Regions from separate parts of the Mus musculus genome. Here region 2 is linked to region 1. The links are chromatin loops, found by intact Hi-C in ENCODE. Cell type or tissue: left cerebral cortex. All regions are shown on one strand. Links, peaks and the distances in the headings refer to the core of each region. The heading gives the core; the rest is flanking DNA.

Region 1 (10,534 bases), core at 2,673-7,672:
GCAAACAGCAATGCACGATAGATAGATAGATAGATAGATAGATAGATAGATGGATGGATGGATAGATGGATGTCGGAGCAGTCAGTTTTACAAACAGAAAACAACAAGGTGCTTTGTTAAGCACTATGAAAGAGACAGGAGGCACAGAAGTGTAACAGAAGACAGATTGTTTTTCGATGGGGTGAGTTGGGTTTGAGGATGAAGATTTCATGTCAAAGGTTTTCTTGAGTTAATATCCACAGAGAGGAAAGGAAGAGCTACCTAGGAAGTGGACAAAACCTGTGCAGAGGCCATGAGACTGAAAATAATCTGTATTTAAGGACCTCTAGGACCAGTGTGGCTGGAGAGAAAGGCAGACAGGAAATGTGAACAGATAGGGCTGGAAGGTTGGGGGGAAAGCTTGCACTTACAGAGTGGGCCACAAAGGCCAGAATCAATGAGACCTGTCTAGTTGGTTATTTATCTACCTATGCCCCACAGGAGCAACAGGACCATTTGCTGATGTGACACTGGGAAACCCCACTCTTGAAGAATGAAGCACTCCACACACCAACCGTGATGATCTGTGAGCACATAGTGGGAGTCCTCCTTCATATTTTAATTTACACTATTACTATATTAATGTTGCTTAGCTGATTGTAGACTATAAGGACAACACAGTAAAACTTCAGGGGAAAGCTTAAATAAAGGGGCCTTGTAGTAGACCCCAACTCAAGGTCTGCTTTCTAAGACCCCATGTCTAAGAGTCTTCTCTGGTCAGTCACCTCACTGTGATCAGAATGATTGTTAACCCTGCCCCTTTCTTCTGAATCACCCCATGTGTCTCTATGGTACTTGCACCCATTCTAGGATGGCTTTTACCACAAGAGAGAGAAATCTAGACCCCCACAGACTAAGATAAGTCACTGAATCATCGCCTCCATTACTCAAGGAGATTGGCAAGGACTTAGAGGATTTACCAATCTCTTCCAGGCACTCCCTGCCTCCCTCCCTCAGCTTCCTGTTGGCTCACTCTTCAGTTTCTCTTACTTGCTAGTTCACTTATTTCAACTCCACTCTCAGACTGGTCTCTTAGCTTTATCCTATACATGTACAGAAAGAGGCTTGTTATGAAGAACTCCCAAAGCTTACAGAGCTCCTGTCTTCAAGGAGTTGACCACCTAACAGAGGAATCACGTAAAACAATGAAAAAGCATGCTCCACCACAGTGCCTCCAATCTTCAAAGCCTTTCTACCTTCCTGGGCCAAGTTCTCACACTCCTGTGCCGAACTCAAATGTGTTCATTTGACTTCAACCAAAACTTGTGACTAATCCTCTCAAAATCTTAGTTCAAAAAACCCAGAGCTGCTGGGCACGGTGGTGCTCATCTTTTAACCCCAGCATTCATAAGGCAAAGATAGGCAGATCTCTGAGTTCTGGACAGCTCAGTCTATGTAGGCCAGTCAAGGCTATGTACTGAGACTGGTCTTATAAACTAAACTAAAACAAAACAGCAAGGTTTGGGGAGAGCCCCATGGACCTGGCCTATGCTTTGTTTGTTTGTTTGTTTGTTTGGGGGGGGAGAGGACTGAATGAAGAAGGTGCTGTGGGACGCACTGATGTGTCCTAGCCTGGGCTATGAGTAGGGCATTCCACTTCTATTGGGGAAGAAGAGTGGGCTAGATGGAGCCTTTTAGCTCCACTGTGTAAGTAACCCATAATTTAACAGAACTTTGCCTCCCTCAAGCTTTGCTGAATGTTCTTCTAGCCTCAGCCCATTAAACCACATCCAAAATCCACATAGAGGCTGTAGAAGTCTTGACGCCTTTAAACACAGTCGTTTGAATCCGTGCCTCACCCTGGCATCTCCTTTTATCTCGAAATATTGCAACACTGGATATTAGTAATTATCTGATTCACTTTAAGGTACAGTAGGGAAAGAAAAACCAAAGGAAAAATTTAAAGGTAAAATAAATTAACAAAATTAAAATTAAAAGAAAATTCTGTAGGGACCAGAGACTGGTTTCTAGCTATGTGCACAGGGTATATAGACTCTGGAAGCATCCAGCATCTAAACCTAAAGGGAGAGAACCTTTTTCTCTCCAACCACAGGTCAGATAAGAGACTGAACTTTACCAGCACTAAGAACTCTATACAGATTTCCAAACACTCAGCCCTCAGAGCAGGAATAGGGTTAGTCTTAGAGAAACCGTGGGTTGACTGTTAGTTACGCAGAAAAACTATAGATGAATGTCTTAACCATACAGTGTAAGGAAATTGTTTTCTTCTATGCAAAACTAGGCCATGAAGGGCTGGAGAGATGGCTCAGCGGTTAAGAGCACTGGCTGCTCTTCCAGAGGTCCTGAGTTCAATTCCCAGCAACCACATGGTGGCTCACAACCATCTGTCATGGGATCTGATGTACTCTTCTGGTGTTACTCATATACATATAATAAATAAATCTATCTTTAAAAAAAAAACCTAGACCATGACAACTAGAAAACGAGCCCTCGCAGAATTATGGTGAAAGACTGCTGAACTGCCCAGAGAAAACAGAAAGTACTTGGGAGGTGAGAGAAAGTTTTACAACTTTCTTATACTATTTTAACTTCTTTGGTGATAGTTCAAATACTTTTATATTGGGAAAAATTTTAATTTTGGTTAATGTGAAACACACACACACACAATGCACATTTGGAAAAAGAGTCATCACAAAAATCAAATAACTACTGGGGAATTTCCCTGATTTTAAACTTTTCTTGTTACCACTAAAAATCAACAACTTGATCAGCACTTGGATTTGCTCAGGGTTTTCAAACACATCTGAAGCTTGTTGCCACCACTCCTCCAGAGGAAGAGAAGCAAACTGGAGTCCAGACCTGCATGTGGACCCTGACAATAAGTGATGTGATGCTTATCAAAGTGCTAGGCTAGGAGCAGTGCTCAGGAAAGGTCCCCTGAAAGCTGGGCATGGTGGTGCACGCCTTTAATCCCAGCACTTGGGAGGCAGAGGCAGGCGGATTTCTGAGTTCGAGGCCAGCCTGGTCTACAGAGTGAGTTCTAGGACAGCCAGAACTACACAGAGAAACCCTGTCTTGAAAAACCCAAAAAAAAAAAAAAAAAAAAAAAAAAAAAAGGTCTGAAGCTATGTAGCCCAGGCTTTCTTGAGCCTCCCATGTTCTGGGATTACAGGCATGTGTCATCATGACTGGTTTGGTAACCACTATTCTATTATCTGTTTCTATGAGATCAATTTCTTTAGCTTCTACATGTGAATAAGAACAAATGGTATCTGTCTTTTTATGTCTGGCTTATTTTACTTAACATTATGTCTTCCAGATCTACTCACGGTATCACAGGTGACAAGATTTTGTTGTTCTTCATGACTAGATAACATTCTATCAGATATACACACCACTTTCTTTATCTGCTCACCCACAGATGAACAACTAGGTTGACTCCCTACTGTGGCTGCTGTGAGTAGTAGCACACTAGACACAGGACACAAGTGTGCCATGGTATAGTGGCTTCTAGGAAAACACATGTTGCACTCTTGTACTTTAAAGGTCCAACTTACTTCCTCCATGAATGCCTGTCACCCACTTCCCTTAGGTACTTCACTCCTGCTATCAAGTTCCTGCTTTCATCCTATGAAACAAGGATACTTTACTTGTCAGGGTTTGTCAAGGGAACTCTGTTGTTTTGATTCCCAAGTCTCTCAATAAACAAAGCAAAAACAACTGTTCGATACCTTCAAGTAAGCATCTCCTAAACGTCTTATATTTCAGTTATTTAAGTGTATTTGAGGCTGGAGAGATGGCTCAGAGGTTAAGAGCACTGGCTGCTCTTCCAGAGGTCCTGAGTTCAATTCCCAGCATCCACATGGTGGCTCACAACTAGCCGTAATGGGATCAAATGTTCTCTTCTGGTGTATCTGAAGAGAGCAACAGTGTACTCATATAAATACAATAAATAAATAAATAAATAAATCTTAAAAAAAAAAAAAGGAAGACATAGGGATTACCCACAAGCCTCTACCTGGCAATATATTAGTGACCTGGGGTTGAAGACTATTTCTTTAAAGATGCCAGGCTGTGTATCCAGAGATTTTGACCTCCTTCATTTCGGATAGTAACTGGGCACAGGGCTTTAAAAGCTTCCCAGATGAGTAATCTGAGTTCAGGCTAGAAAGCTTCGCTGCAAGTAACACACACTTGGGGCAGCTGTGGCCTTCTATGCAGATGTTTCTCTCTCTTCTTCAAGGCCCCTCAGGAGTCAAGGGCTATTAGTTTTAAGAGATATGATTTACCTTAGTTAAAGAGCTCCTCTGGCTGGGCCAGAGGTCAATGACAAGATCAGGATCTGGGGATCTGACAGCACCTTGTGTTCAGAAGTGTAGGAAGAAACCCAGTTTCTATGACAAACACTCCTGAGACTTAGACAAACAACTGTCCCCACATCTGAGGTGGGGGAGGGGAGATAATCCACCAGAACAAGATGGTTTTGAATTATAATTATAAATTAGTCCACAATCTAATGAAATCATGTTTAATACATGAAGACAACCCTGCATCAAGGATCATGTTTTAGTAGTGAAACTCACGCTGAGTGAGGAATGAAATGGACTGCACTGATCACCCCCATTAACCCCATGGGTGCCGACAGGAAGAGCTCAAGAAAATGTTCTGAAAGGCCCTCTAGTTGAATAAAAGTGTACATTATCACTGAAATCCTTTTAAAGATTATAGAATAGAGACAACCAAAGTGACATCTTTCCCCATCTCAACCCTAAATCCACAAGCCATTTGCTTTATGTTAAAATAGCAGCCCCTTGCTCTGGGCAGTGTTGGCAGCACTGGGGATGCACATCTCTGAATTATGGGCCAGCCTGGTCTACACAGGGAGTTCTAGGAAAGTCAGGGCTACACAGAGAAACCCTGTCTCCAAAATAAAATAAAATAAAATAAAATAGTTCCTTGCTTTCTGGACCCTTAACAAAGTTCAAGGGGAAATTCAATCTTTATTTGCTGAGTGCCTATACTACAGTGCGTATGGCTAACACAGCATGCAAAACTCCATAGAGGAGGCAAGAAATAAAAAATATAAAAGCAAGGCAGGGTTGTTTCTCAGGCTTTAGCATAAATCAGCAAGAAGTCACACACACACAAGCCCAGGGCACCTTCCTGTTTCCTCACCCCCGTTATACTCTCCTTGGTTCACCTAGACTAATCTGAGTCCCTCCTCTGTGGTCCCAGGGTCACTGCCATGGTCAGGTCCTTCCTGTCATCACAGGCCCACTTTGGTGACAAAACTGCTTGGGAGGTGGGGTTTCCTGGTGAAGACTTTGGCAGGGTTGTTAATGAGAACTTTGTCCAGGACTTCTACGACGTGAGTTTTCAGTTTTGATATTTCAGACACATTACTAGGCAAAAAGTTACTGAAAAACATGCACCTGCTTGGTTATTATTAGACCTTAAAGAAATGAGCTTAAACTGCAAATCTGGCCTAGTGGTTTCTTGATCTTCACCCTCTGAAGCTGGGTCAGCCCACTAAAGATGGCCTGTCTCCTGACGGAGCGTCCCAGATGAAGTGAGGCAGCATGTGTAGCTCATGCTGAAGCTCCACACTACAGCACAGGGTAGGCGGCCACAGCTCATGTGGGAGGAATAGACACATTTAGTAAGTAAGCACTTCCAGCTTACCAGCAAGCCTACCCGAGGGTCCTTCAAACCCAGAGCCTCATGGCAACCTCCTAGTCTCCTCCTCAGACTTAACATAAGCCCCAGGACCAAAGAACTGCAAAGGGCTGGGGTAGTGGACAGCTCTCTGTAGAGAAGCAAGAAGATCAGGTTCAAAGGTTCACATATAACCCAGGACAGATGACCAGACTTCCCTGACCCTGGCTTTCTAACCTCTATCCAGAGGGCAAGGGTTCCGACTGTCACTGAGGGACCGGCACTGCACTCTTGATGAACTGGGTCAGATGGCTAAGACTGAATGGACCTGTCTTCTACACTGACCCCAGAAACCCCAAGAGTGTACACATTGATTCATATATGTTACTGCAGCTTGAAACATTTCTAACATTTTTTGGAAACAAGGATCCTTTCAACGACTATACTTCTGAATCCCCTAAGCAGGAGGAAGTCCTGATGATCTGAGGGTGGGTCAGATTGCAACACTTTAATAAACAAGTAAAAATCTAACCCAAGTGTTTGCAATAAACTGCGAACAAAGTAGTAGCAGTTGTGGTCAAACTGCAATATGACTCATGTAGAAGTTGTATTTGGTGACGGCTAGAAAGAACTGGGAGCTGTTTTAAGTTATATAAGGATAATTGGTTTAAGAGTAGATATATGTATTTTTAAAAAGATTCCTTCTTGGTTTAGGGTTATTAAAACTGTTTTGGCAGGACATCTTATCCCAGTTAGGGGGGCAGAGACAAGAGATCACACAAGTTTGATTAGGCCAGCCTAGTCTATACTTTGAGTCCCAGGCCAGCCAGCACTACATAGGGAAATCATGTCTCCAAAACAAAACAAAAATTTTAAAGTTATTTTGGTGCATAAAGTTATTATGGTAGCACACACCTTTAATCCCACCCCACCCCCAAGAGTAAGATGTAGGAGAATCTCTGAGTTCAGGGCCAGCCTGGTCTACTTAATGATTTCCAGGACAGCCAAGGCTATACAGAGAGACCCTGCCCCCCCCCCAAAAAAAGTTATGTTATTTTTAAAGTTACTTAATAGTAGATAAGTAAACTACATGATTAGAAAGTTATAATTGTTATAATCAAAATGTTAAGGGGGGGAGACAGATTTGGGGTTTTCTTTAGGAGGGGAGACAGATTTGGGGTTTTTTTTGGGGGGGGGGGAAGGTTGGTTTTTCAAGACAGGGACAGGGTTTCTTTGTGTAGCTCTGGCTGTCCTGGAACTCACTTTGTAGACCAGGTTGGCCTCGAACACAGAAATCCGCCTGCCTCTGCCTCCCAAGTGCTTGGATTAAAGGCGTGCGCCACCACTGCCCACGGGAAGACAGATTTGTATAACTGTAAATTGACCCTGAAGAAGCAATTATTTTGAAAGTGACACTTATTTCTTTTGAAGAACAGGTTCAGGTATGTTTGTAGAGGGGGAAAAAAAACTACCAAAGTAATAAGTTTGCTGTCAACTGGTACTTTCATCTTCCTAAGAAAAACAGCTGCAAGGACAAACCAGGAAAAAGAACAGAAGCCTCTAAAAGGACAATTAATACGTTAGCTCTTGATTTATGAACACTCTTCAGGCGAAACTTTAAATGGTTTCAAAACCCAGCAAAGGATCTTATCTGCAGGAGACAGGCTGCAATCAGAACCTAAGTCACAGGATTACCCTGAGGTATTTCAGAGCGCTCACAGGGCTGCATCTGCTAGAAAGCTGATCTGAAACCACTACAGAGCAAAGGAAGCTGTGAAGGAGCTATTTAAAAAGCCAGAATAAAGCATCTTCTCACCAACGCTTAGTTACACAGGGGTCAGAGACTCAACCAAGATTATTTTCATCCTGAAAACATAAACCAAACATCTTCATCCATCTTATAAATCCATGCTTCTAAAAGAAAACAGCTTACTACAAAGTGGTTGTCATAAAACCAATTAAAGTTGATTTTATGCTTTTATAAAAAAAAAAATCCAACAGTTGCAGAGATGGCTCAGTGATTAAGAGCACTGGCTGCTCTTTCAGAAGACCTGGGTTTGATTCCCAGCACCCATGTGGTAGCTCACAACTGTCTGTAACTCTAGTTCCAGGAGGGACTGATATGGCTTCTGTAGGCACCAGGCATGTAGGTGGTACATACACATACATGCAGATAAAATGCCTGTACACATAAAATGAAAATAATAAAATTAACAGTAGCTGGGCATGGTGGCACACGCCTTTGATCCCAGCAGGCAGAGGCAGGCAGATTTCTGAGTTCGAGGCCAGTCTGGTCTACAGAGTGAGTTTCAGGACTGCCAGAGCTACACAGAGAAACCCTGTCTTGAATTAATTAATTAATTTACTGATAAAAAAACTATCTGTTTCAGTCTAGGGAAGAAAAACATTATCTATGTAAATTTGTGCACAGAAAAAAAATGTCTGAAAAAATATCAAGATATTAGAAGATTAAGGTCAGGGAAAAGCATTTCAAAACCACCATGAATTACCACTCATGCGCACTAGAGAACTCTAAGAACAGAACAGGCAGTGGTGCACATTGTAATTGTCCTTTTGGAGGTTCCTGTTCTTCTCAACACATTGCAGGTGAGAATGTAAACTATCGAGGAGGCTGATTTTAGAGGAGTCTGGCTCACATGAGCCAGCAACTCTACACCAAGAAAATGGAGAACATGCATCCATTCAGAAAGCAGCACCTAAGTGGTCTTAGTAACATCCACAGCAGTCCCAAAGCAGAAAGAGTCCACGAGACCATCAGCTGCTAACATGTGGTGTCGCACAAACAGAAAGATTGTCTGCAACTAATGTTGTGTTCTGTGTGAGCCTTGAAATGACTTATCAACGACGTCAGTGGTGAGATGCAAGTATTGCACAATTCCATCCATGGGAAAGGTGCAAAGCGGGCAAATCTGAGATAGAAAGTGGGCTAGCATTTCGAGAGGACAAGAGGTGGAGGTGGGAAAGAAAGGGAGCAACAGCTACTGAGCTTAGGATTTCTTTTAGTGACAATGAAAACGGTGCAAACTTCCTCGTGGAGATGGTTGTCCAATTCTATCAATACACTATCAAAAACTATGGATGAACCCTTCTAGTGGATGAACCAGAGTCACACTAAGCTATTGGAAATGTTACTGGAGGTTTGCTCAGTTTGCAGTGATTATACAGGGGCTTTAGTTTCATCTCTGCTTTAGCTAGCCTTTCTAAGTTTTCTTCAATAAAAATGATTATTTTGGTTGGTTTGTTTGTGTTATTTGATTTGGTTTGGTTTGGTTTGGGTTTGAGACAGGGTTTCTTTATGTAGCCCTGGCTGCCCTGGAACTTGCTCTGTAGACCAGGCTGGCCTTAAATTCATAGGGATCTTTCTGCCTCTGCCTCTCAAGTGCTGAGATTAAAAGTGTGTGACACCTCTGCCCGAATCTGGATTTTTAAAAATTTGCCATGTTATCACACAAAAAGGAGCATGTGCCGAGAGAGAGAGAGAGAGAGAGAGAGAGAGAGAATGAATGAATGAGAATAAATATCCCTGAATAAAAGGCAATACACCCTTCCTTATAAAACTGGGAAATGGAAACAACCCCATGACTCCAGCCAGGCAACTGCTAGGCAAACCACGGCTCAGTGTTCTTCCAGCCCAATCAGGATCCCATTACCCAACCTGTGGAAAGACACAAAAGCTCAACCGCTTTTTACCTGAATGAAGGTTAAACTTTTAAAAACAAATGCAAGTTACAACCTTATGATAATTTGTCTTAACTTCTACTTTTCCCAACAGGGTAGGGTGGCTCATCCACCCTTTGTAGTGCATAGCTCTACAATATGTCACTCTGAGGCAGGCAAGTCTGAAACCAGACATGGAATATGATAAAGCTGAAGCCACAGCGCAGTCTGTGGCATCCGGGAGACACAGCCAACCAACACCCTTATTATTCACGGGGTATGATTCACCAGCCCTACTTTTTAAGTCAGCATCACACTCTAATCATCTTGCGAGGTGATAGCCCCCAAATTATTTGAAAATAATATGAACTGAATCCATTAAAATGACATTAGGTATTTCTCCTCTGTATCTTTCCTATGGAGGAAATATTTGATCACTATAAACACACAAAATATTTAAAAGACTTTAGCCCCAAAGGCAAGGGAAAAATCCAATAATAATTAAATAGTCATCTAATGACTCTGTAATGTGAAAATGGTGTGGAAAAGCCTAAAGCAAGCACATAACTCCCTGCCCTCAGCCTCGGAAGGAAGAACTACGCTCCCAGTGTGAGGGGACCTTGGCTCACTGGATGGATGGCTAGTCATGATCAAGCTCTATCTTTGAACTTTGAAAAAAAAAAAAAAAGATTTATTTACTTTTTATTCCATATATAAATGTTTGCCAACATGTATGTATTTGTGTACCACATGAATGCCTGGTGTCTGCAGAGGTTAGAACAGGGTGATGGATCTCATCAAATTGGAATTACAGACTGCAGTTAGCCTCCATGTGGGTGCTGGGAATCCAACCTAGGTCCTCTGTAAGGGCTGCAAATGCTTTTTTTTTTTTTTTTTTGGTATAGCCCTGGCTGTCCTAGAACTCACTCTGTAGACCAGGCTGGCCTTGAACTCAGATATCCGCCTGCTTCTGCCTCCCGAGTGCTGGGATTACAGGTGTGCGCTACCACTGCCCAGGTGTAAATGCTCTTTCTTAAGAGCGAATCTCACATACAATTCTGAAACACTATGCTGCTGAAGAAAGCTGAGTGGGCTGCTGAACTGCTGAACCTCACATATGTGCTCAACTACGGCTTAATTTTACCAGCAACCATCCTGATAACATCAGCAATGAAACATCTTAATCATAGCCACAGAACAA
Region 2 (10,534 bases), core at 2,928-7,927, 260 kb after region 1:
TGTTCAGGTCTGCGCTGACCCAGAAGGTCCCTGGAGCCCAGGGGAATCCAGCCCGGTTGTTTTTCCCAAGCCTGGCCGGGTCCTTCAGGTGTGAGTGGCCATGCTGAGGCCACGTAGGTTACTGTGGCATTTCTGCAGCAGGAAAGAGGAAGGAACTGTGACCTGTGCTGCAGTGGCATCAACAATGCGTCCCCAGCAGCAGCGGCAGGGACAGCGGAAAAGAGCTCCCGTTTCCATAGTGATAAATCACAGGGAAGGGAGCTAGCTCCAGGATTTTTCCCTTCTCTTGGTTCCCTGCAAACCCACTCCAGGCGCCAGGGTGGTTGGAGAGGCCTGGGCCTCTAAGGAGTGTGTCTGGGTCTTTAGAAACACGAGTCCAGCATGGCCTGGCACGGAAGTACCTATAACCCCAGAATTCCTGACACTGAGGCAGGAGAATTACCCGGTTTTGACTGGGCCACATAAGGAGTTCCAGTCCAGTCAGGACTACAGAGTGCAAGAAAGACCCTATCTTAAAACAACAAAAAACAGGTAGGATGGCTCAGTGGATAAAGAGTAGCTGTGGCCAAGTCTGATGACCCGAGTTTGATTCCTGGTACCCACATGGTGGATGGTGGGAAGAAGAGACCCGACGCCAGCAAGCTGTCCTGACCACACCAGAATGTGTGTTATGTCATGCATACCTCTACACTGATGGACAGATAGATAGACAGATGCACACAGGCGCACACATGGACACATGTTTTGTTTTGTTTGGTTGGTTTGGAGTTTTTTCCAAAAAAAGGTTTCACTGTATAGCCCTGGCTGTCACTCTGTAGACCAGGCTGGCCTTGCCCTGAGGGACCAGCCTCACCGATGAGATAGCATAGAATAGAGTTTATTTAGGGCATGGGGAGGGGAGTTGAGAGGGTAGTAGAGGCAGAGAAAGGCAGAGGGAGGGAGAGAATAGAGAAACAGAGGCCTGCCATGAGCACATGGAGAGAGGGGGGAAGGGGAATGGGGAGAAGGGGGAAAGGGGTGAGGGAACAGAGAGCAAGAAGGGAAAAGGAAGAGAGAGAGAGGAGGTGGCAAGCAGCCCCTTTTATAGTGAGTCAGGTACACCTGGCTGTTGCCAGGTAACTGTGGAGCAGAGCTTAGACAAATTTCTAACCCCAGCCCTCTTTCTCTTTCTGTTTTGTTTTATTTTTGAGACAGGATTTCACTGGCTGTCCCGGAACTAGCCAGGCTGGTCTCAAACTCACAGAGCTCTGCCTGCCTCTTCCTCTTCGCGAGCCACGGTGATGGAATCACAGGTGTGCACCACCATGGCCAGTTTGTTAATTTCTGCCGTTGTTGCTTTAAAGCAGAAGCCAGGGGTCTGAGAGATGCTTCAGCTGGTAGAGGTCTGAGCCTGGTAACCTGCATGCTACCCCAGAATCCAATTAAAAGTGGAGATGGAGAACCAGTTCCACAAAGCTACCTGCTGACCTCTCTACGTGTACACCGTGGCACCCGTGCCTGTCTACTCTTTCCATGCATTCATACACAGGACAATAAGTTTAAAAGATAATTAAAAAGCAAGAGTCAGCTGTGTGGAGTGGGTCCATAATCCTACCACTTGAGAGACTGAGGCAGGAGGGCTGGAGAGACTGTCAACAGTTAAAAACACTTCTGCTCTCCCAGACGGCCTGGGTTTGTGACTACAGGACACCTGGCCCATGGGCATACATGCAGGCAAAATGACAGACAGATTAAGTAAGTGTATAAAGATCAAATAAGCAGGGGCCATCTTTATGGTCACTCGCTGGTCAAAATGTTTTGACTTAAGCTGAGCGTGATGGCGCACACCTTTAATCCCAGCACTCGGGAGGCAGAGGCAGGTGGATTTCTGAGTTCAAGGCCAGCCTGGTCTACAGAGTGAGTTCCAGGACAGCCAGGGCTATACAGAGAAACCCTGTCTCAAAAAACCAAAACCAAAACCAAAAAAAAAAAAAAAGCTTTGACTTGTTTTTTTCTTTTTCTTTTGAGATAGGGTCTTTCTGTGTAGTCTTGGCTGTCCTGGAACTTGCTGTATAGACCAGGCTGCTATGCTATGCTTTGACTCTTAATGGGTTTTTAGCAAAGGTGTCCCACAGCTGGTTACGCTCTGGCCCCTGAGCACAGTCCTAGGCACATTATCCCTAATATTTCCTTTGGATATATGGCCCTTTAAGACTGTGCAGACAACAAAGGACCAACATTTTTCAGAGTAGCATATGGGCATATGGTGGGCTCACACAGCCCTTCTGAATATCCGCCAACCCCTCCCTTCCTGCCTGTTCTGCCTGGAAGTGGAAGAGATCCCACCTTCAGTTCTAGGCCACCAGGCTCAGCCTGGCCACATCTATGGAAGGAACACCAAGAGATTGAAATAACCCCCCCCCCCCCCCCCCCCCCCCCCCCGTGCAACCCAGAGGCCAACAGGCAAACTCCACCCAGGACAGCTTCCCCACTGGCCTTACTTAAAAATGAAATCAAATTCCACATGCAAATGATTTAACACTAACTAAATTATGAAACAGCCAGTTCTCGACACTTACGAAGAGATATTTCCGCTGGGCATGGTAGCACTCAGGAGAAAGAGGCAGGTGGATCTCTGTGAGTTTGAGGCCAGCCTGCTCTACAGAGTGAGTTCCAGGACAGCCAGAGCCACACAGAGAAGCACTGTTTCCAAAACAAACAAACAAACAAAACAAAACATCTCCCAAAGCCCCACAAACCAAAGCAAACAAACAAAAACAAAACAAAACAAACTTTGGGAGTGGTGGCAAATGGACAAGAAGGGACTTTTCTGGGGTGACGGAAAGTTTCTGAGACTGAATTGGGGTGACAGTTGCAAACTGCATATATTTACAACATACAGAGTCTTAGAAAATATAATAGAGGATGCTCACCTAAACTTGAATTTCAGGTAACAAGATGTAGTTTTAAGCCACGGCTGTAGATACAGGCATGTGATCCAAGCTACTCAAGTGACTGACACAGGAAAGCCCAAGTCCGGGGCTGATGGGCTACAGAGTCCAAAGCAATCGTAGGTAATATACTGAGACCTTGTTTCAAATCAAAATTGAAATGGGGATTGGGGTGTAGTGGTGCTGGACTTGCCCGGTGTTCTTGAGGCTCTAGGTTCAACCTTCAGTTCTGGAGGGCGGGGGACAGGAAATATGTTTGTAAGGGCACCCCAGAATAGGACAATCAGCTCTGGAGAGCTGGCTGGGTAGTTAAGAGCACTGGCAGCTTTCTATCGGTTCCTAGCACCTACATGCAGCGCCTGCAATTCCAGGCCATCCAACACCCTCTACTGGCCCCCAAGGCACTAGTTTGCATGGGGTGCACTTACAGGCACTCTACATTAAAACAAAGACACAAGCTTTAAAAAGAAAGAAAGGAAGGAAGGAAGGAAGGAAGGAAGGAAGGAAGGAAGGAAGAAAGAAAGAAAGAAAGAAAGAAAGAAAGAAAGAAAGAAAGAAAGAAAGAAAGAAAAGAAAAATACAAGTCAGGTAATGGTGACTCACGCCTTTAACCCCAATATTCAGGAGGCAGAGGCAAGTGGATCTCCTGAGTTTGAGGACAGCTTTGTTAGCATTAGAAGTGGTTTTACAGGGCTGGAGAGATGGCTCAGCAGTTAAGAGCACTGACTGCTCTTCCGAAGGTCCTGAGTTCAAATTCTAGTATCCACATGGTGGCGCACAACGATCTGTACTGAGATCTGATGCCCTCTTCTGGAGTGTCTGAAGACGGCTACAGTGTACTTACAATAAATAAATAAATCTTTTTTTTTTTTTTTTTTGGTTTTTTGAGACAGGGTTTCTCTGTATAGCCCTGGCTGTCCTGGAACTCACTTTGTAGACCAGGCTGGCCTCGAACTCAGAAATCCGCCTGCCTCTGCCTCCCGAGTACTGGGATTAAAGGCATGTGCCACCACGCCCGGCAATAAATAAATCTTAAAAAAGAAAAGAAAAGAAGAAGAAGAAGGAGGAGGAGGAGGAGGAGGAGGAGGAGGAGGAGGAGGAGAAGGAGAAGGAGAAGGAGAAGGAGAAGGAGAAGGAGAAGGAGAAGGAGAAGGAGAAGGAGAAGGAGAAGGAGAAGGAGAAGGAGAAGGAGAAGAAGAAGAAGCGGTTTTACAGTCAGCCTCCGAATCCAGCTATGACTACATCCTTAGGGGACTATGGCCCTTGTGCGGCTGTTGCCATGGCAACCGCCCCATCCTCCTGGCATGTGCCTCATTTGTGTGCGTCATTACATGCCATTTATGTCACAGCCCAAATACAAGACAGAGGCCCTGACCCCTTGCCTTCTTTTCCTCTTTTTTCCCCCTTTCTTCTCTTCCTCATTTCCCCCTCCCCCATCAAAAAAAAGAAAATTTCTTTTTGTGGAACTGTGCTGGCCTGGTGTGATCTGTCCGGAAAAGAGCTGTCTTCTAACAAGTTTGGTCTATAGAGAGAGTTCCAAAACAGCCAAGCTACACAGAGAAACCCTATCTTGAAGAGAAAGAAAGAGAAAGAGAGAGAGAGAGAGAGAGAGAGGGAGAGGGAGAGGGAGAGGGAGAGGGAGAGGGAGAGGGAGAGAGAGAGAGAGAGAGAGAGAGAGAGAAGGGAGGGAAGGAAGGAAGGAAGGAAGGAAGGAAAAGAAAGAGGGAAAAAGGGAGGAAGGGAGGAAGGAGATATAGCTGGGCATGGTGGTGCAGGGCCTAATCCTAGCACTCAGTACGCAGAGGCAAGTGGACCTGTGTGAGTTCAAGGCCAGTGTGGCTTACATAGCAAGCTTCAGGCCTCCAGACCTCCAAAGTCTTTCTATGTAGCTTAGGTTGGTCTTGTATTCTGGATCCTCCAATATCTGTTCCCAAATGCTGGATTCACAGTCATCTACCACTATGCCAGTGACATTTTGGATAAAAATCTTCTAATAATGAGGTTTATGAAATAAAGATCGTAGAGAACTCCAACAAAGAGGTAGCAAAGACCTCCGCTTGCTCCAAATTCTAGATGGCTCAAGAGTAGCTGACAGAGCCTGGCGGGCGTGGTGGTACACGCCTTTAATCCCAGCACTGGGGAGGCAGAGGCAGGTGGATCTCTGAGTTTGAGGCCAGCCTGGTCTACAGAGTGAGTTCCAGGACAGCCAGAGCTGCACAGAGAAACCCTGTCTCGAAAACCAAAAAAAAAAAAAAAAAAAAAAAAAGAGTAGCTGACAGCGTTTCCACCGGAGACAATCAGGAACCTGTCCTATGTGGCAGTCTTCACGTACAGTCCGGGTACTTTTCAGTCCAGGACTAAATGGCTTTAGCTTATCCTTTCCACCCCCCATCCTTCCAAGTGACTCCAGAAAAAAAAAGGAGAGAGAGAGAGAGAGAGAGAGAGAGAGAGAGAGAGAGTCAAAACAAGACAATAAAAGGCAAAGGTTCCTTCCATCCCAGAACTTTAAAAATTACAGAAACTTGACAATGGCGCCATCTAATGGAAATTAGAAAAATTGAACACACAGCTCTCCCTAAATCTGAAAAATTTACAGCTATAATCTGTGGTTTAGCAGGATGTGACAGCATTAACCTGGGTTTCGAGCTTTTTAGGAGGCTGAGGCACAAGAACAACAAAAAAAAAAATTCAAGTCCTGACTTGGATATATTGTGAGTTCAAGACCAGCCTCAGCAATACTAAAGGTTAGGGTGTTTATCTAGTGTGTTATGAGGCACTAGGTTCAATCCCAGGCTCACTCACACACACACACACACACACACACACACACACACACACACACACACACACACACACACACACACATAGAGCCGTGTACATATACACACACCATAGCTTATCTTAAATACTTCTCTCTCTCTCTCTCTCTCTCTCTCTCTCTCTCTCTCTCTCTGACACATTTAGTTCTCTTTTCAGGATTTTGGCTTTCTTGGGGTGAGGCAAGTTGTTGTGATTATTTTACTTTATTTTAGACAGGGTCTCATGAAACTCAGGGTAGTCTCAAAACTTGTTAGACAGCTGAAGCAGATCTTGAACTCCTGACCCTTCTGCCTCTATTTCGTGACAGCTAAGACACAGGGAGGTACCACTCTGGCTATTATTTATTTATTTATTTATTTATTTATTTATTTATTTATTTGAGATATGATCTTGCCTAGCCCAGGCTGGTCATAAACTCCTGATGTAACTGAAGATGTCCTTGACCCCCTTGCCTCTACACTACGACCCTAGTATGCACTGGTGCACATAGCTTTTTACAGTGGTAGATACTAGGCAAGCGCTCTGCCAACTGAGATGCAGCTCTCAGGTCTCTCATCTTCGTAGAGCCTGAGGTTTTGCTATGTAATGTAGGTGTCTCAGTCAGGGTTTGTATTCCTGCACAAAACATCATGACCAAAAAGCAAATTGGGGAGGAAAGGGTTTATTCCGCTTACACTTCCACACTGCTGTTCATCACCAAAGGAAGTCAGAATTGGAACTGAAGCAGGTCAAGAACCAGGAGCTGATGCCGAGGCCATGGAAGGATGTTACTTACTGGCTTGCTTCCCCTGGCTTGCTCAGCTTGCTTTCTTATAGGACCCAAGACTACCAGCCCAGGGATGGCACCACCCACAATGAACCCTCTCCCCTTGATCACTAATTGGGAAAATGCCTTACAGCTGGATCTCATGGAGGCATTTCCTCGAGGGAGGCTCCTTTCTCTGTGCTAACTCCAGCTTGTGTCAATTTGACACAAACCCAGCCAGTGCCGTTGGCATATCTCATACTCACTCTGTAGTCCTGGCTGGCCTCAAATTCACAGTCAAGGTGTTAATAATAGGTGTTTATACCACAACTGGCTCCCCCTTTTTAAAAAGTGATTTTTAAATATCTCATTGAGCACGGGTTTCTTTAAAAAAAGTATGCAAATATTCTAAAATTAGATTGTGGTGTTAATTGTGTGGCTTTAATTAGATAGATTTTATGGGTTTTGTTTATTTTGCTTTTGTTTTTCAAGGCAGAGTTTCACGGTGTAGTCCTGGCTGACCTTGAACTCAGAGACCTGCCTGACCCTGCTTCCCAGGTATTGGGTTTAAAAGTGTGTTTCTCTCTCTCCCTCTCCCTCTCCCTCTCCCTCTCCCTCTCCCTCTCCCTCTCCCTCTCCCTCTCCCTCTCCTTCTCCCTCTCCTTCTCCCTCTCCCACACACACTCTCCAGTGCTTCACATAGCACAGGCTGGCTCATACTCACTGTGTAGCCAAGGATGATTTTGAACCTCTGGTTCCCCTGCCTCCATCTCCTGAGTGCAGAGATTGTAAGCATGTACCCCATGACTGTTTTATGCAGCGTTAGAGATTAAACTTGGAGCTTTAAACCTGCTAAGCAAGCACTTTGCTGATTTGGCTACATCCCCGGTGTCTAGATCTCTAATTTGTTGTTGGATCTGACGCTGTCAGAGGCTACTTGGTTCAGGTTGGGTTGAGGACAGGTGACCTTGTCTTAAGGAACCTGGGAAGTCCACACACATCCCCACCAAAGCCTGCGACCAATGACTAAAGATTGAGGGGTGGGACAGGAATAAAAGCCAGCACTTATGCTGCAGTATAACACAAACTCAGGGCCCCTGACATCAGACAGTGTGGAACTCAGCTGAAATCCCTGTCTTTGCTTAGGTCCTGCCTAAACTTGTATGACTTTCTAGTCTCTGCCTTGGTCACCTCTTCAATAAATCACACTCTGAAGAATACCTGGCAAACTATGCTGCCCAGGAACAGCTGGCTGTGAACTCTGCAGATGTGACATCTCCATCCTCCGATGATATTAGAGATGTGAATCACACATCTCTTAAAGTGTTTTCCTGATAAGCTTTTTTCTTTTTTAAAAAAAGATTTACTTACTTTTATTTTATGTGTAATGGTATTTTGCCTGCATGTGTGTTTAGGTGTCACATGCATGCAGAGCCTATGGAGACCAGAAGAGGGCATGAGAGTCCCTGGATTCGAAGTTATGAATGGTTTCCAGATGTTATGTGAGTGCTAGAAATTGAATCTAGATCCTTTTGAAGAGCACTCAGTGCCTTTATCCATTTAAACACCTTTACATTTAAACATTAAAGACATCTCTTTTTTTCTAATAAAAAAAAAAAAAACCCAGCCGGGCGTGGTGGAGCACGCCTTTAATCCCAGCACTCAGGAGGCAGAGGCAGGTGGATTTCTGAGTTCCAGGCCAGCCTGGTCTACAAAGTGAGTTCCAGGACAGCCAGGGCTATACAGAGAAACCCTGTCTTGAAAAACAAAAACAAAAACAACAACAAAAAAAAACAAAAACAAAAACAAAAAAAAAAAACCCCACAAAAACAAAAAACACAAACAAACAAAAAACCTTAAAGTATTTGATGGGCTGTGTTGGCCTCTGGGGGCCCCAAGAACTACCAGCTTGGAACCCTACCTTACCAATCTCTTCTCAGTCCCAGTCTAGAGCATAGCCAGAACAGGTGAGTTGAGAGCATGGTCCCCTGACCTCCACTGTCTGGCTCTGGGCTCAGAGGAGCCTTGTGGGACCCTAAGAGCATCCTGCTTCCCTGTGAAGGACTGCAGAGACCCCCAGAACTACCAGCTGGGAACATCGCTCCACCAATCCCTTGCCATAGGGTCCACCTGAGGCATAGCCAGCAAAGTCGGGTCCCCTAACCTCATTACCTGTTCCATGGCTCCCCCCACCTTCCAGCCAACACCAGGGAAAACCAGGAGCTTAAAGGATAGCATAAGAACACAATCAATAAACCCAGGGCAATATGGCAGCACCAGAGCCCAGCTATCCTGCTATAGCAAGCCCTGGATACCTAATAAAAATGAAGCATGAGCCGGGCGTGGTGGCGCACGCCTTTGATCCCAGCACTCAGGAGGCAAAGACAGGCGGATTTCTGAGTTCCAGGCCAGCCTGGTCTACAGAATGAGTTCCAGGACAGCCAGGGCTATTCACAGAAACCCTGTCTCGAAAAACCAAAAAAAAAAAAAAAAGAAATCGAGGGAAAACACAATCAAATAAGTGAAGGGTATGAGTGAAACTGTCCAGGACCTGAAGATGGAGATAGAAGCAGCAAAGAAAGCAAACGAGGAAAACCTGGGGAAGAGAACAGGAACTACAGACACAGCATCAGCAACAGAAGACAGGAGATAAAGAGAGAATCTCAGATGCAGAAGATACCATAGAAGAAGTTGATACCTTGGTCAAAGAAAATGCAAAAATTTTAAAGTGTGTGACACAAAACATGCAGGAAATTTGGGACACTATGAAACGACCAAACCTAAGAATAATAGGAAAAGAAGAAGGAGAAGATTCCCAGCTCAAAGGCACAGAAAACATCTTCAATAGGAAAATTTTCAGCTGGGCGTGGTGGTGCACGCCTTTAATCCCAGCACTCGGGAGGCAGAGGAAGGCAGATTTCTGAGTTCAAAGCCAGTCTGGTCTACAAAGTGAGTTCCAGGACAGCCAGGACTATACAGAGAAACCCTGTCTTGAAAAAAAAAAAAAGAAAGAAAGAAAGAGAGAGAGAGAGAGAGAGAGAGAGAGAGAAAGGAAGGAAGGAAGGAAGGAAGGAAGGAAGGAAGGAAGGAAGGAAGGAAGGAAGAAAGGAAGAAAGAAAATTTTCTGGGCTGGAGAGACGGCTCAGCAGCTAAGGGCACTGACTGTTCTTCCAGATGTCCTGAGTTCAATTCCCAGCAACCACATGGTGGCTCACAACTATCTATAATGGGATCCAATGCCTTTTTCTGGTGTGTCTGAAGACAGCTACAGTATACTCATACATAAAATCAATCAATCAATCAATCAATAATTTTTTTAAAAAGGAAAAAAAGAAAATTTCCTAACCTAAAGAAAGAAATGTCTATAAATGTACTATAAATATATAGGAAGCTTACAGAACACCAAACATATTGAACCAGAAAAGAAAAGCCTCCTCCCACATAATAAGCAAAACATTAAATAAAAAGAACAAAGAAAGAGTATTAAAAGCTGAAAGGGAAAAAGGCAAACTAACAAATGAAGGCAAACCTATCAGACTTACATCCAACTTCTTTTTGTTTGTTTGGTTGGTTTTTTTTTGTTGTTGTTTTTTCGAGACAGGGTTGCTCTGTGTAGCCCTAGCTGTCCTGGAACTCACTCTGTAGACCAGGCTGGCCTCGAACTCAGAAATCCGCCTGCTTCTGCTGCCCAAGTGCTACATCCAACTTCTTAACAGAAACTCTAAAGACTAGAAGGGTCTGGGCAGATGTCTTGCAGACACTAAGAGACCACAGATGTCAACCTCAACTATTATACCCAGCAAAACTTTCAATCACCTTAGATGGAGAAACCAAGATATTCCATGACAAAACCAGATCTAAACAATATATTTCTACTAATCCAGCCCTATAGAGGATACTAGAAGGAAAACTAAAACATAAGATGGGTAACTACACCCAAGAAAACACAAGAAATTAATCATCTCAGAGCAAAACCCAAAGAGGAGAAACACACTATTACTACTGCTACTACTACTGCCACCCCCACCACCCCCACCAC

Evidence for each region. Hi-C counts contacts between places; a loop is a spot of excess contacts. Peaks named below come from ENCODE experiments on the same cell type or tissue, not always from the same donor. Only the 100,000 strongest peaks of a DNase experiment are listed, where the experiment ranks them.
Region 2: a loop joins it to region 1, with 2.3 times the contacts of the local background. A loop is called at or near these places in 2 of 42 quality-filtered maps.

Annotation. Positions count from the first base shown.
Region 1 is chr11:106,474,545-106,485,078 of GRCm38, forward strand. The region is part of intron 1 of Ern1 (endoplasmic reticulum (ER) to nucleus signalling 1); the gene reads right to left. Among named protein-coding and RNA genes, the nearest start is that of Ern1, 8.0 kb to the right of the region's middle. In left cerebral cortex, for the core only: no CTCF peak of the experiment used is centred there; a DNase peak (open chromatin) is centred at 5,632.
Region 2 is chr11:106,737,205-106,747,738 of GRCm38, forward strand. No RefSeq gene overlaps it. Among named protein-coding and RNA genes, the nearest start is that of Milr1, 8.8 kb to the right of the region's middle. In left cerebral cortex, for the core only: a CTCF peak has its summit at 5,491 (motif pointing left); DNase peaks (open chromatin) are centred at 4,221 and 5,474.